Linked DNA regions of Homo sapiens: region 1 is linked to region 2. Evidence: read pairs that join two places in POLR2A ChIA-PET (ENCODE). Cell type or tissue: MCF 10A. All regions are shown on one strand. Links, peaks and the distances in the headings refer to the core of each region. The heading gives the core; the rest is flanking DNA.

Region 1 (7,496 bases), core at 2,263-4,762, 290 kb before region 2:
TTTTATTTTCTGCTCGTTGCAGAAGTTAAATTTTCTGCAATGAATGATTATTACCTTTGTAATCAGAAACAATAACAATAAAGAATATTTTAAAATAAAAATATCTTCAATTGCCATAATATCTTTAAGCCTCTGGAGGTTTATTGAGATAACAAAAAATAGAGAACAAAGTTTTATTCAATCCTACTAGTATTTGAAGAGGAAAAAAAGATTTTGGTTAGACTATTTGGTATAGTGTCTCTAGAATGGGCTCTAGAGTCAGACTGATGAGGTCAGAATAGCTGTGAGAACTTCAGCAAATTTTTAACTTCTCTGGGCTTCTGTTTTCTTATTAATAAAATGAGGTATGATAGGCCAGGTGCGGTGGCTCACGCCTGTAATGCCAACACTTTGGGAAGCCAAGGTGAGTGGATCATTTGAGGTCAGGAGTTCAAGACCAGCCTGGCCAACAGGTGAAACCCCGTCTCTGCTAAAAATACAAAAATTAGCTGGGCGTGGTGGCACGCACCTGTAATGCCAGCTACTAGGGAGACTGAGGCATGAGAATCGCTTACACCTGGGAGGCTAAGGTTGCAGCGAGCCAAGATTGTGCCACTGCACTCCATACTGGGAGATAAAGCAAAACTCTGTTTCAAAAAAAAAAAATGAGTATGATAATATAATTCAGACCTCATGGGATTATTGTAAGGATTAAATAAAACAGGAAATGTAAAATACTTAGCATGGTTCCTAGCATATAATAAGCATGAGTAAAAGTTGACCACTAATGACTATCACCATCAGAGAACTAATCAGTAATGAAAAAAGAATACCAACACTTGGGAAGAAAGAGAATAAAAGAAGCTGTTACATCTCCTTCTCTAGAAGCTTTTCTGTGCTTCTAGATGTCCTATGTCTATAGGGCACCTCAGAGTTTAAAGGGTGCTTTATTTTTTCAATCCTGACATTCCAGGAAACACATATTTTTGTTCCCATTTTACAGACGGGTTAATGAAGGGCCTTTTTTACTAACTTAATAAAGAGTAAAATTTTCCATGATGTTAGGTGTTCTTCCAACATTCTTTATGAAGTGGCTACGTATTTCCCATTAATTGGATATGCCATGTATTTAGACAGTTACCAAATGTTGGACCTTCAGGGTATTTCTTACTCAACAAGGCAGGGACCAAATGTCCTTTTATTACTATGTCTTCTGTGTCTATCACTGTGCCTGTAGTACATGTTCAATAAACACTGTTTAATAAATGAATGGATAAATGAATGAGTAGTAGGGCAGGACTTGAATCCAATGTACTACTCCAAAACCTGTGTGTTTTCCAATGCACTTCACTTGTCTATCTAAATATAATGATGCTTTATTTATAACATGACATCTTCCAGATCTGCCCCAGGCATGGAAGGCAGTAGACAGAATAAAACCAGGACCAGGAATTTACGGCATGGCAGTGATGAAAATTCTGGGAAAGAATAGTAACAACCCCACAGATAATTTATTATGAGGTTTTCACATACGCTATATCCTTTGCTCTTCAAAATAAGCCTGTGATCTACACAATGTAGGATGTATTATCTACATTTTACATGTGAGGATGGATACAGAGAAATTAAGGGACTTATTACCTATGGTCACATAGTAAATAAGTGTGAAAGTCATATTCAGATATTCCATGGATATTCTTCTTTTTCCTACTTCTGCCCTTTTATTTTTATTTTCATTTTTGAGACAGGGTCTCATTCTGTCACCCACACTGGAGTGCAGTGGTGTGATCATGGTTCACTGCAGCCTCTACCCCCAGGGCTCAGGTGATCCTCCTGCCTCAGCCTCCCAAGTACCTGGGATTACAAGCACGCACCACCACGCCTAGCTAATTTTTAATTTTTTTGTAGAGATGGGGCCACCCTATGTTGCCCAGGCTGGTCTCAAACTCCTTTTCTTTTTTTTTTTCAAGACATAGTCTCGCTCTGTTGCCCAGTCTGGACTGCAGTGGCGCAATCTCAGCTCACTGCAACCTCTGTCTCCCAAGCTTAAGGGATTCTCGTGCCTTAGCTTCTCAAGTAGCTCAGATTACAGGCGTGTGCCACCATGCCTGGCTAATTTTTTTGTATTTTTAGTAGAGATGGTGTTTTGCCATGTTGGCCAGGCTGGTCTTGAACTCCTGGCCTCAAGTCATCTGCCTGCCTCAGCCTCCCAAAGTGCTAGGATTACAGGTGTGAGTCACTGCATCCGACCACTTCTGCCCTTTAATTTATTTTATTTTATTTTATTCTATTTTATTTTATTTTATTTTTGAGACGGAGTCTTGCTCTGTCACCCAGGGTGGAGTGCAGTGGTGCAATCTCGGCTCACTGCAAGCTCCGTCTCCTGGGTTCAAGGGATTCTCCTGACTCAGCCTCCCGAGTAGCTGGGACTACAGGCACCCACCACCACGCCCGGCTAATTTTTTGTATTTTCAGTAGAGATGGGGTTTCACCGTGTTAGCCAGGATGGTCTCGATCTCCTGACCTCGTGATCCACCCGCCTCGGCCTCCCAAAGTTCTGGGATTACAGGCGTGAGCCACCACGCCTGGCACTTCTGCCCTTTTAAATAAACATTGCTTCAAAGTTGACTTGCTTGATCTAAGAGGCAATATTATGCAGTGGTTCAAAAGGTGGCCTCTGAAGTCAGGTGGGCCTCAGTTGGAATCTTGGTTTACTTGCTTACCAGCCATGTGACCTTAGGCAAGTTAGTTAATTTCTCTGAGCCTCAGTTTCTCAGCTGACTGTAAAATAGGAGGAGGGGCAAAACCATTTACCTCATAAAGTATTGGAAAAATTAAATGAGACTGTAAAATGTCTGGCACATAGAAAGCTCTCAAGTGCTACAATTATTACTCTCATCCAGGAAGAAAGGGAAAGAAGGGGAAAGGGAGGAAGAGGGCACAGAAAAACAATGCCGGTTCAATATTCCTGCCCTGCTCTGGCCATTCCGCAGACAGCTAGCTTGGCTCTGTTTTTTTTTGTTGTTGTTGTTGTTGAGACAGTCTCGCTCTGTTGCCAGGCTGGAGTGCAGTGGCGCGATCTCGGCTCACTGCAACCTCCGCCTTCCGGATTCAAGCGATTCTCCTGCCTCAGCCTCCCGAGTAGCTGGGACTACAGGTGCGCGCCACCATGCCCAGCTAATTTTTGTATTTTCAGTAGAGACGGGGTTTCACCATGTTGGCTAGGATGGTCTCGATCTACTGACCTCGTGATCCGCCGGCCTCGGCCTCCCAAAGTGCTGGGAGTAGAGGCGTGAGCCACCGCGCCCAGCCACTTGGCTCTGTCTTCTAAGGCCTCCTGAAAGGAGGTGCTGCTCTGGTGTTGGAACAAGGAGGTACCAGGCAGAGGAAGGTGGCAGTGGGAGGCTGGCAGACAACTATCTCCAGGTCCTCTGATTTTCGGGGCCTCTACATCCACCAACAGAGATAGATGTTCCCCTTTGCCCTTCCAGCCTACTCACCAGCTTCCTCCGCAGCAGACCCGGTTTCCCATGGCGCTCTGTCTCCAAGGGAGCCCAGCTGTTTTTATGCATCAAGAGGCTTGTGCATTTCCGGGTTCCTGGTTGAGCTTTCCGCGGCAGCTCCCGGAGTCTGTGTCAGTGTCAGATTTCAACCTAGCAGGTTGGACTTTTGAAGCCACCTGCTGGAATGATTCCCAGGTGACTGTGTTCCCAGCCAAAGGGTAGAACAACACACGGGCTCCAGGTGAGAGCTATCTCAACTTCAGGATTTGAAGCGTCTTTTGATGAAGCCATGAACTTGAGCTTCAAGCTTCAATAAAAAGAAACCTGAGATAGAAAAGGGCTCTTGGTTTCCTTACGAAATGCTTCTCCATTACATCACTCTGTCTTTGAAATATATCCTCTATAATAGATGAGTGCCTAATGTAGTAGTTTGCTCAGCACCACTCAGGTTTAACTGAGTTTCACTTTCGAGGCAATTGGTACCAGTTTCTTATTATTTTTGTACAGAATCTGGGTTGGGATACTGGAGTCTCTTGGAAACTTAAGTTTGGGGAAATGGGTTCCTCATATATTCTCCCTTGCTATTTGAAATCGATGTGGGCAAATCACTTAACCTTTATAGGGCCTAAGTTTCTAGGGCTGTGAAATGAAAAAAACTGAATCTAATCCCCTTTCTGGTATAAAATCAGATGATTCTATGATCAGGATGGCCTCAGCACTTCTTAACCACTCATTTCCTTATCCACAGTTCAGAACTACTGATTCTCCACTTACCCCTCAACTCTGCGTCTCCTTCCAGTAACCCAAAGTTAGACTCACCCGCACTCACCAGTAGAAAATATGGGCTCTACGAGAATCTGTGAAACCCATCATTCTTGTGTTCAGTTCTCTCACCCCATTTTTAGTGTTTTCCTCGGATGCCTGGTTATTGTCCTTTAAGTGGATGTTCAGGGCCCACCACTCAGCTCTGCACTCCACAGAGAATACCCTGGACTTTGAACTCCTCCTCTTATGAAACATGGGTAAGAGTGACAATCTTACAGGATTGTGGTGAAAAATAAAGCTCTAGTGCAGGGCCTGGCACATGGGACACACTCAGTAAGAGTTAGGCATTGTTGTTATTATTACAAAGCATCTTATTTTCTTTCTTTCTTTTATTTTTAAAGACAGGGTCTCAATCTGTCACCCAGGCTGGAGTTGAGTGGCTAGCTCACTGCAACCTCAAACTCCTACGCTCAAAAGATTCTCCCCCCTCAGCCTCTCGAGTAGCTGGGACTACAGGCTCACACCACTGTGCCTAGCTAATTAAAAAAAAAAAAATCTTTTTAGAGACAAGGTCTTTTTTTTTTTTTTTAAATTAATGTGAGATGGGGGTCTTGTTATGTGGACCAGGCTGGTCTCGAACTCCTGGCCTCAAGCAATCCTCCCATCTCAGCCTCCCAAAGTGCTGGGGTTACAGGTGTGAGGCACCACACCTGGCCAAGATAGGGTCTTGCTATGTTGCCCCTGCTGGACTTGAACTTCTGGCCTGAAGTGACCCTCCCACCACGCCTGGTTCCCACATCTTACTTTCTTTTCTTGTGCCCCAATCATTGCACTATTTCATGGCCATGCTTCTTCCATGCAATCCATTCTGTACTCTACTCTACCATTAACTGTATCCTTTTCATCTTGTTACCCACTCCTTCTCCTCCCAGTTCAAAAGCCATTAATGATTTCCTATCACCTACAGGATACAGTTCAAACTGCTTAGCCTGGCACTCCAAGCCCTCCATAATCTGGTTCCTTTTTAGTCACCCCTTCTGTAATGTTTTAAAAAGCACCTAAGCAGCTGGGTTTACACAGTGGCTTGGCTCATGCCTGTAATCCCACTGCTTTGGGAGACTGAGGCAAGAGGATCGCTTGAGCCCAGGAGTTCAAGATCAACCTGGGCAATATAGCAACAACCCATCATCTCTACAAAGTATAAAAACTGAAAAATTAGCCAGGTGTGGTGATGTGTGCCTGTAGTCCCAGCTACTCAGAAGGCTGAGGTAGGAGGGTTGAGCAAGAAAGTTTGAGGGTGCAGTGAGCTGTGATCACACCACTTTACTCCAGCCTGGGTGACAGAGTGAGACTCTGTCTCTAAAAAAAAAAAGAAAAGAAAAAAAGGAAAAGAAAAGAAAAGGAAAGGAAATCACCTAAGGGATTTTTAGATGACCAGAAACTCCAAAGAAATCAATAGAGGAATAGACCATTGTGGTAGCCAGAAAACCTCATATGCCTAAAGCAGCATTAATAGAAGCCTGAAGTGATAAACAAGGATATTGATTATTCCACTGAAGTCTGTACCAGTCAATCCATGACTGGAATAATAATTTTAGGTCTAGATGTTGAATTTCAAGTTACGTTGTCAAAAGGCAGTATGTTCAAAATAAAGTTATCTGGGTAATATGTGATGTGGAAAGTGCTGTATGATATGGTTGAAAGAACAAGGCATGGCTGGGTGTGGTGGCTCACGCCTGTAACCCCAATGTGTTGGGAGGCCGAGGTGGGCAGATTGCTTGAGGCCAGAAGTTCAAGACTAGCCTGGACAACATGGCGAAACCCAGTCTCTACAAAAAATTAGCCAGGTGTTGTGGCGCATGCCTGTAGCCTCAGTTACTCAGGAGGTTGAGGTGGGAGGATTGCTTGAGCCCAGGAGGAGGAGGTTGCAGTGAGGGGAGATGACACCACTGTACACCCAGCCTCGGTGACAGAGAGAGACTTTGTCTTAAAAAAAAAAAAAAGAACTAGGCATGTTTAGCTGGGAAAGGGAAGCCTCAGGAAGACAGGATGGTTATCTTTAAATATCAGAAGGATTTTCAGTGAAAAAACCATTGTGTTTGTTTTCCAGAGAAGTTACTGAAATGCAGATTTTGATTCAACAAAAGGAGGAATTTATAACGGTTAAGTCAGTTAAGACCAAAAAGAAAATGGAAGGCCAGGTACAGAGGCTCACACCTGTAATCCCAGTACTGTGGCAGACCAAGGATAGAGGATTGCTTGAGTCCAGGAGTTCAAGACCAGCCTGGACAACAAGGCGAGACCTCATCTCCAGAAAAAGTAAAAAATTAGCCAGGCGTGGTGGCACACACCTGTAGTCCCAGCTACTCAGGAGGCTGAGGCAGGAGGATTGCTTGAGCAAGGGAGGTTGAGGCTGCAGTGAGCCATGATCATGCCACTGCACTCCATCCTGAGCAACAGAACAAGACCCTGTCTAAAAAAGAAAAGAAAGAACATGGAAACGACTACCGTGAGAAGTTCTAAGTTGTCTGTTATTCAGAATGTCCCCGAATAAGTTGATTAATAACTTTAAAAGCATTTGAATGGAGAGGGGATTTGGACTAAATCAGAAGTTTTCAAATTTCTTATAGCTAGGAAACCCTTTCCTTTAAATAAAGCTCAGTTACAAAACATATCAATGTGAAGCTATTTTGGTTGAAGTCTAAGTAGAATCCTTTTCTTATTATTTTTCTTCTCAACTAGATTCTGGAAAGTTGACAATAAAAGCTAATAGTTTTTATAATTTATATTTACAATGTATATCCCCCAAGGTGTATTACATGAGGTTTGATAAATATTTACTGAATGAATGAATGAACAGTTAAATATGTCAAATGTTATTTCTCTGGGGCATGCTTTCATTTTTAATAGACAGCAATCTTTTAACCAAAAGTCGAATTCCTCAAGTGAGTTCTGTTATCCTGGAGGTCCACAGATCCCTAAGGGGGGTATGTGAATGGGTCTTAAGAGTTGTGGGAACCTATTCAAATTGTATTGCCAAATTTGGGAGCATATGTATTTTTCTGGTAAGAGCAGCTATAGCTTTTGTCAGATTTTCAGAAGGGTCTATAACTCCCAAAAGTTAAGAAACAACCACTTAATTTAATTCAATTCAATTTAATTTTTTTGAGGCAGGGTCTCACTCTGTCACCCAGGCTGGAGTGCAGTGGCGCAATCTCAGCTCACTGCAGCTTCAACCTCCCTAGCTCA
Region 2 (7,496 bases), core at 3,263-5,762:
GCAACTCTTACATGCATTTCATCTTCCACCATTCTAATCCTCAACCTGGGCCATTCATTCATATTGTCTACTTTTTCTCCTCTTGGATTGAAAAGCACTGCTGATGTGAGTCTACCATAAACTCCCTCACTGCTAATTATTGATCCTTCTATTCATCCCCTGACAATCATATGAGCACTGCTAGCTGTTCTAAACCTTTCTCTCACTACAGTGTCTAATGTACTGCCTTTCTCTGATGTCTCATCAGCTACACTACAGAATGAAATACCTCTATCTTGAATCAACAAACTCATCTTCCTTCTATTCTACCACAAAGAGCCTTTGTAGGCCAGATCCTTGGCACAATCTCTAATTATCATTGTAACTGCACCAATGCACACCTTTTCAGAGAAGGAGGAATTCCTCTCTTCTAAACTAATCATTCCCTCTGTGCCCTTAATCCCATTGTCTCTTGTCTACTCTGGGACCTTATTTCACCATCTCTTTCTTCCTGCCTACATTCTTTTCTTTTCTAGCTGTTTCAAACACCAAGACCACAACCAAAACCATTACATAATACTGAATCCTATGTAGACCCTATTACCCCTCAATTCTTTCCTTCCCTTCTTTCCACCTTGAGAACTTCAAAAGGTAGTTTTATAATATCTTTCTCCCTTTATCACCCATGCATCCTTAACCTCTTGAAATCTGGTTGTAGCTTCCAGTTTACTGAAAAGTACTTTCTTTGAAGTGACTGGTGATCTCTTAATGACCAAATACCCCCACTTCATTCCAAGCTCCTTTGGCTAATCAGGAAAGAAACTGTCCATATTTCCCAAGCCACTCTTCTACTCCATCAATTCCTTTCTTCCACCTGCTTCTAATAAAAGGCATAACCAACTCACTTCTTAGCCTTCTTAATTCTGAAATCTCATTATTACAGCTTCATTGATCACTTCTATTCAGGTAATCCTCAAATCTATACTTCTATTACTAAACTCTCCTTTTTTTTTTGAGAGAGACAAGGATTTACTGAAGTATGATTTATATACAATAAGATGCAAACTCTTAGATGGTTAACTATATGAGGTAATTGTATATTCTGTATAACCACCATTCAAAACAAAAATAAAACATTTCCATTTCCATCACCCAAGATAGTTCTCTCTTGTCCCTCTCCAGTCAGTTCTCCCCTCTCCCTGGAGGCAACTTTCCAGCTTTCATTACTATCCATTAGTGTTGACTGTTATAGAATTTCACGTAAATAGAACCATATATAATCTGTACTCTTTTGTGTCCAGCTTCTTTTACTTAGCACATGTCTGTAAGATGTATGCATGTTGTTGCATGCATAAATAGTTCATTTCCTTTTTGAATCATCTGCCTTTGTATTACTATACTACGATTTGTTCTGGATACATTTTCCCACTGATGGACATTTGGGTTGATCCGACTTTGCGTGACTGTGAAAAAAGGCTGCTATAAAAATTTGCATTCTTCTCAAAATCGTTTTATGGACACTTGTTTTCATTTTTCTTGGGCAAATACCTAGGAATTGAATTGTTGCGTGATGGGGTATATGCATGTTTAACTTCATAAGAAACTGCCAAACAGTTCTCCCAACTGGTTGTACCATTTTACATTCCTACCAGCAATGTATGAGAGTTCTAGTTGCTTCACAGCCTAAAATTTATTGTTGTCAGTTTTTTCAATTTTAATCAGTCTAACTGATGTGAAATGATATCTCCCTGTGGTTTTTAATTTGCATTTCTCTGATGACTAAAAACGTTGAGTAATTTTTCATGTGCTTTTTGGCCATTTGTATATCTTTTGTCTGGTTCCAGTCTTTTGTCCATTGTTAAATTGGGTTGTCTTTTTATGGTTGAATTTAATTATCTGTTGAATTTCATTTGCTCCCATATTTTCAACTATCAATTGTCCGTAGCAAACTAACTGTCCTGATATTATCTCCAAACCATACTTAAAATCTAATTTGTCATTTTTCACTCTGAAAACAGACTTAGGCACTACTGTCAACCACACCACAGTATTCTTCAATCATGTTTGCTTTAAATCCTAACTTGGTGTTTGCTTCTTGACACTCAACAGGAATTCTTGACAGGTGCTAAAGTATAATTACTAACAGTACAGGCTCTAGGATTGCCTGGTTCAAATCCAGAGTCTGTTGCTTATTTGCTGTGTGACTTTGAACAAATTACTGAATCTTTCAGTACCTACCTTGTAAGTTTTTTGTAAGGTTTTAAAAAATAAATCAAGTACTTTAGACAGTACCCAACAAAAAGATAGTGCTCAATAAATAACAGTAGTTGTTATTTTTAGAATTAGAAATGCCTCTTGCTTAAAACCTTTTCTCATGATTCTGACAACTAACATCTTAACCCAAACATTCAGCCTCTCACATCTAAACAATTAAAGTACTCCTAAATGGCTTCTTTTCTCCTCCTCTAATTCAGCTGACACACCACTGCTGGATTTATCTTCCTAAAAAACTCCCTTATAGGCATCATCACTTCCTGGCTCTCAGATGGCCATTCTAATAAAGATCCTAACCCCTTCTCCTACTCCTAATACTTAAGGTTTCCCACAACTGGTCTTTATACGACTCTCTAAAATATGCCTCTTACATATAGGGATAGGGGAAGAATCCAAGAGATTCAAAAGATTGTGTCTAAAATAGAAAAAAAAATCCAGAAATACCAGTACAAGCACATTATTTAGGGAAATGAAGGTAGGTTTAAATTAGTCAGCTAAAATAAATGAAAGTAGGCCAGTTGCAGTGGCTCACACCTGTAATCCAGTGCTTTGGGAGGCTGAGGCATGTGGATCACTTGAACCCAGGAGCTGGAGACCAGCCTGGGCATCATGGCAAGATCCCATCTCTACAAAAAAATTTAAAAATTAGCCTGGCATGGTGGCACACACTTGTAGTCCCAGCTACTTAGGAGGATTGCTTGAGCCCAGGAGGTCGAGGCTGCAGTGAACTGTGATTGCGCCACTGCACTCCAGAATGGGTGACAGAGTGAGATCCTGTCTCAAAAAAGAAAGAAAGAAAGAAAGAAAGAAAGAAAGAAAGATATGAAAGCGGTTGCCTCTAAAGAGGAGAAAATGGGGGAGGAGTGGCAGGAGCATGGGGACTGTATCATCCGTAACAAACTTTGCACAATTATTTGACTCCTTAAACTAATACTAGTAAATGTTTAACTTTTGCAAAAATAAAAACTTGGAAGATAGATAAGCCCAAGAGACACAAACAGAAAGAAAGGAAGGTTGGTTTATAATGAAGCAGACACTATACTCGGCAATTTGGTTGTCCATACCTACGGATAATATTAAATAAATAGACCTATGCGAGGAATAGTTGGACACATCCATTCACTTAGGGCAGCTACCCTATTTGCAAACTGAGGAGTTTGGATTTTATCCAATGAGCAATAGGAAGGTGAGTGAAAGTTACTGAACACAGTTGTAATATAATAAAAATAATACTTTAGGAAGATTAAACAGGAATTATATAAAATGTACTTGACTAGAGAAGAAAGAGAGAATGGTAAAACATGAAGGATTCGCTAATTAAGACATGAAGTGTTGAAAGCTTAGGGCAGGGTGATGACTGGGGAAACAGAAGGATTTAATTTCAAGTCATTTTGCAAGAACAGAGTATGATCTGCTGGCCAACTAAATACAAAACTAACAATGAAAAAAACATTGGGAACATAACACCCTCCCAGCACAGAGTAAGCAATAAAGGAATACTTGTAAAGTTAAATAAAGACTGACTCTGAAGTTATAAACCTGAAATCTTAATATACAGTTCAAAGTACAAAGTTAACTACTGTTTATCTATGGTTTTTTTTCCATCTAAGTCTCCAATTGGTTTAAAACATTTTGGGCTTAATTCACTTAAAATCTTATACAGTAGTCCCCGCTTATCTGCAGGGGCTGTGTTCTAAGACCTCCAGTGGATGCCTGAAACTGCAGACAGTACCAAACCTTATATGTACTATGTTTTCTCCTGGATAAACATACCTATGATAAAGCTAATTTGTAAATTAGGCACAGTAAGAGGTTAACAACAACAATACTAAAATAGAACAATTATAACAATATACTGTAATAAAAGGTATATGAATGTGGTCTCTCACAAAATATCTTAATATTTTCAGGCCATAGTTGACCTCAGGTAAGTGAAACCGCTGAAAGTCCCCTCTGATAGGGGGGACTAATGTACATATTTTTCACTACTTGATTAATGTTATTTGGATGGAATCTTCTCATTTCTATTTTAATATCTTCATGGGCTCCATGTCAGAAACGGGCTGGCTACCAGACCATTCCGTGCTTGTGCCTACCTGAATCTACAGTTTACTATGCTTTTTCTTCCCTATATATTTCATATATAGGCAACAATTTTTTGCCCATTTACATCTTAGTTTCTCCTAGGCTCCCTGTGCCTCCCGCCTTCTTAGTTGGATTCCTTATCCTTACCCTTCTTGGGCACCAATCTCTTTTTCTTCTACCTTCAACTCTTGGCATAATGCCCAACTCTTTTAACTGACCACATGGAAAAATTAAAACAGGGTTGCTGTGTAACATTAAAACAGCTCTGAAGCATGGAGCAGTATAAGGAATCTTCCTTATAAAGAGTAATTAAGAGCAAGGCATGTTTAAGGGCCCATGGTAATAAAGTACATGATAACAGAGTACAGTACACTGAGCATTAATCCTACTGAAAACTGTTTGCAGGCCATTACCTTGTTTTCAAAATTACTTTTTTTTTTTTGTAGTTAATGGTCATTACTAGAAAACTCAGAAAATAAATAAAAGCAACATGATTACGTTTGTGATTCAGAAAGACAATTCTGAAGAAAATGAAAAATAGATCAGTTAGGAGATAATGACACAACATACAGAGAAGGAAGAGTGAGGACCCTAACCTGAGGCATTAACAGTGGTTATAGAGATGGGGACCTCCTAGAGAAATACTTAGGAAGTAGAATAGGCAGGATTCAAAACCTCATTCAGGTAGGAAGGAAAAGGAATCAATACTGACATCAAGGTTTCCAGTTTAAGCCAAGTAAGGGAAAAGAGAGAAATAGTTTTGTAAAAAAAAAAAAAAGATCATGAGTTCTGCTGGGCTTCAAGCTGTATGACAAAGTCAAGGCAAATAAAAACAAATTGAACTAAATGATCTCCACATCTCCTTTAAATTCAGCTTCTTCCCTTCCAAACTAGTGAAGACTATCCAAAGATTTCATGATCTTTTTAAATTAATTCTATTACTCATTATCTTCAATGGTCAAGAAATTAACTGTACCCAAGAGTGGAAAATAAGATAATAGCATTCACTGTCCAACTTTTCTGTGGACATCAGATTCTTCTTTCCAGAACTCCAATTGACCATTTACCCTAGAGATTTTACTTTAAATATAAACCTTATACATTTAAAAATCCCCAAATTATGTCTCAATGTGTATAAAACAATGTAATCCAAATTTGTTTCAAAGATCTTAGCAAGAAAGAACAATTTAGACTATCCTATTTTCATAGAAATGATGCCTAACATGTAACAGCTATTTCTACTTTACTTGTAAAACTACAGTCCAAAGCTTTAAAAATGTTCCAATGGGCAAAGGCTTAAAAATCCTTCTCTTGACTCATTGCCTCTACCTACTACCTCATTTCTTTTTTCCCTTTTTGCAGCAGAACTCCTTGAAAGGGTTGTCTATTTTGCTCTCTCCATTTTTCTTCTCTCATTTGCTCTGTAAGCCCCTTCAATCTAGCTTTTGGCCCAGTCACTCCACCAAAACTGCTCTTACCAAACTGCAGTATACAATGGTCAACTGTCATTCCTCATCATTTTTGATCTATCGGCATCATTTGTCACAGATGTTCACTTGATCCTTCTGAGAATACTTTGGTCACTTGGTTTCTAGGATACCACATTCTCTTGGTTTTCTTCCTCCTCTGTCTCTTCTGCTAGTTTCTCCTCTTTTCTAAATCTTTTAATGTTTAAATGCCTCAGGGATCAGATCTTGGCCTCTTCCATAATTATACCTATTACTTAGGTAGTCTCCACCTGTCGAGAAGTCCTACTGATTGTACTTCAAAATATATTCTGAGTTTGACCACTTAGGACTACCTGTACTGCTACTCCCCGGTCTGGGCTGTCAACACCCCTCACTGGAACTACTCCAACAGCTTCCTACCTGGTTTCCCTGTCTCCACCCTTTCCCATTCTCAACACAGCAGCCAGAGTGATGCTTTTAAAATGATACATTAGATGCAGTCACTTCTGTGCTGAAATCCAGCCGAAAATGGTTCCCTAATTTTATTCATGTAAGAGTCAAAATCCTTCTAATGGCCTACACAATGCCCCCAAATCTGCCCTACTCCTGCCTCTCATTTACCCTCTGACCTCCTCTTCTACTGTTCTTCCTCCTTGCTCTTCTCTCTTGCTTGCTCCTCTTGAGCCATACTGGCCTCCCTGTTACCCCTTGGACACACCAAGCACACTGCTGCCTCAGGGATTTGCATTTATTCTTCCCTCTCCCTGGGTAATCTCTGTTCTACCATATCGACATGACTGTGCTTTAAAGTCTGTGCTCAAATGCCAGCGAGGCCTTCTCTGACCACTCTATTTAATGTTGCAATCAACTCCCATGCCTCCCAACCAACCAGCCTCTGACCACTCTATTTAATTTTGCAATCAACTCCCATGCCTCCCAACCAACCAGCCTTGCTTTATTATTTACATAGCACTCATCACTATCTAATCTACTACATAATTCAGCTATTTTGTTTCTCTCTCCCAAACTAGAATGTAAAAGAGTAGAGATTTTTGTCTATTTTCTTCATTGCAGTTTTCTTACCACATAACAGTGTGTGACAAGTAATTGGTTTTCAATAAGGATTTCTTGAAAGACTGAATAAATGAATGAATAAGTGAATGTAAGAAATAGGAAAGAAAGGCAAGAAAAATAAAATGAATAAAGAGGAAAAAGGGAAGAAAAGGAAAGAAACCTGCCCAAAGTAATGTTAACAATTAATATGGTATAGCCGGCATTGTAAATCAGATTTGCTTAGCTTCAAAGCCCATAACAGCCTATTATAGCATCAGTCAAGATGCTGCTAGCTAAAACAAATATTTTAAGAATTAAAATAAGCTTATTAAGTAGTAGCATATAAAAGAAAAAATTAAGCAAAAGAGGGAAACAGACAACTTTTCTGAAATACAATGAGTTTAGTCAGAACTATTTATTTAGAATCCTACTGCAAATAGTGTATTTTTCAAAACTATAGAAGTGCATATGGTTCTTTCTCTTTAAAATACCTTAAATTAATAACACATTTGAAAGGACTAAATAATTCTGCTTTTGGCTAAGATAGATTTGTCCTCCAGCCTGAAACAACCTTCCCATCTTCAACAACAAAAATACAAAATACATGAGAGAATGGTTTATAAGACACTGGACATCAGGCAAAGGAAAGTGAACCCT

What was found. Peaks named below come from ENCODE experiments on the same cell type or tissue, not always from the same donor. Only the 100,000 strongest peaks of a DNase experiment are listed, where the experiment ranks them.
Region 1: POLR2A ChIA-PET joins it to region 2 with 5 read pairs; 2 of 35 experiments call an interaction of 5 or more read pairs at or near these places.

Annotation. Positions count from the first base shown.
Region 1 is chr11:111,914,988-111,922,483 of GRCh38, reverse strand. It overlaps C11orf52 (chromosome 11 open reading frame 52), which reads right to left and starts at 3,571. Exons shown (of 4, transcript NM_080659.3): 1 at 3,480-3,571. The coding sequence starts at 3,511. It overlaps HSPB2-C11orf52 (HSPB2-C11orf52 readthrough (NMD candidate)), which reads right to left. Exons shown (of 5, transcript NR_037651.1): 2 at 3,480-3,806. It also overlaps a transcript of CRYAB not described here. RefSeq lists an enhancer at 3,445-3,739. In MCF 10A, for the core only: no CTCF peak of the experiment used is centred there; a DNase peak (open chromatin) is centred at 3,613.
Region 2 is chr11:111,623,995-111,631,490 of GRCh38, reverse strand. The region is part of intron 3 of SIK2 (salt inducible kinase 2); the gene reads right to left. Among named protein-coding and RNA genes, the nearest start is that of SIK2, 25 kb to the right of the region's middle. In MCF 10A, for the core only: no CTCF peak of the experiment used is centred there; no DNase peak of the experiment used is centred there.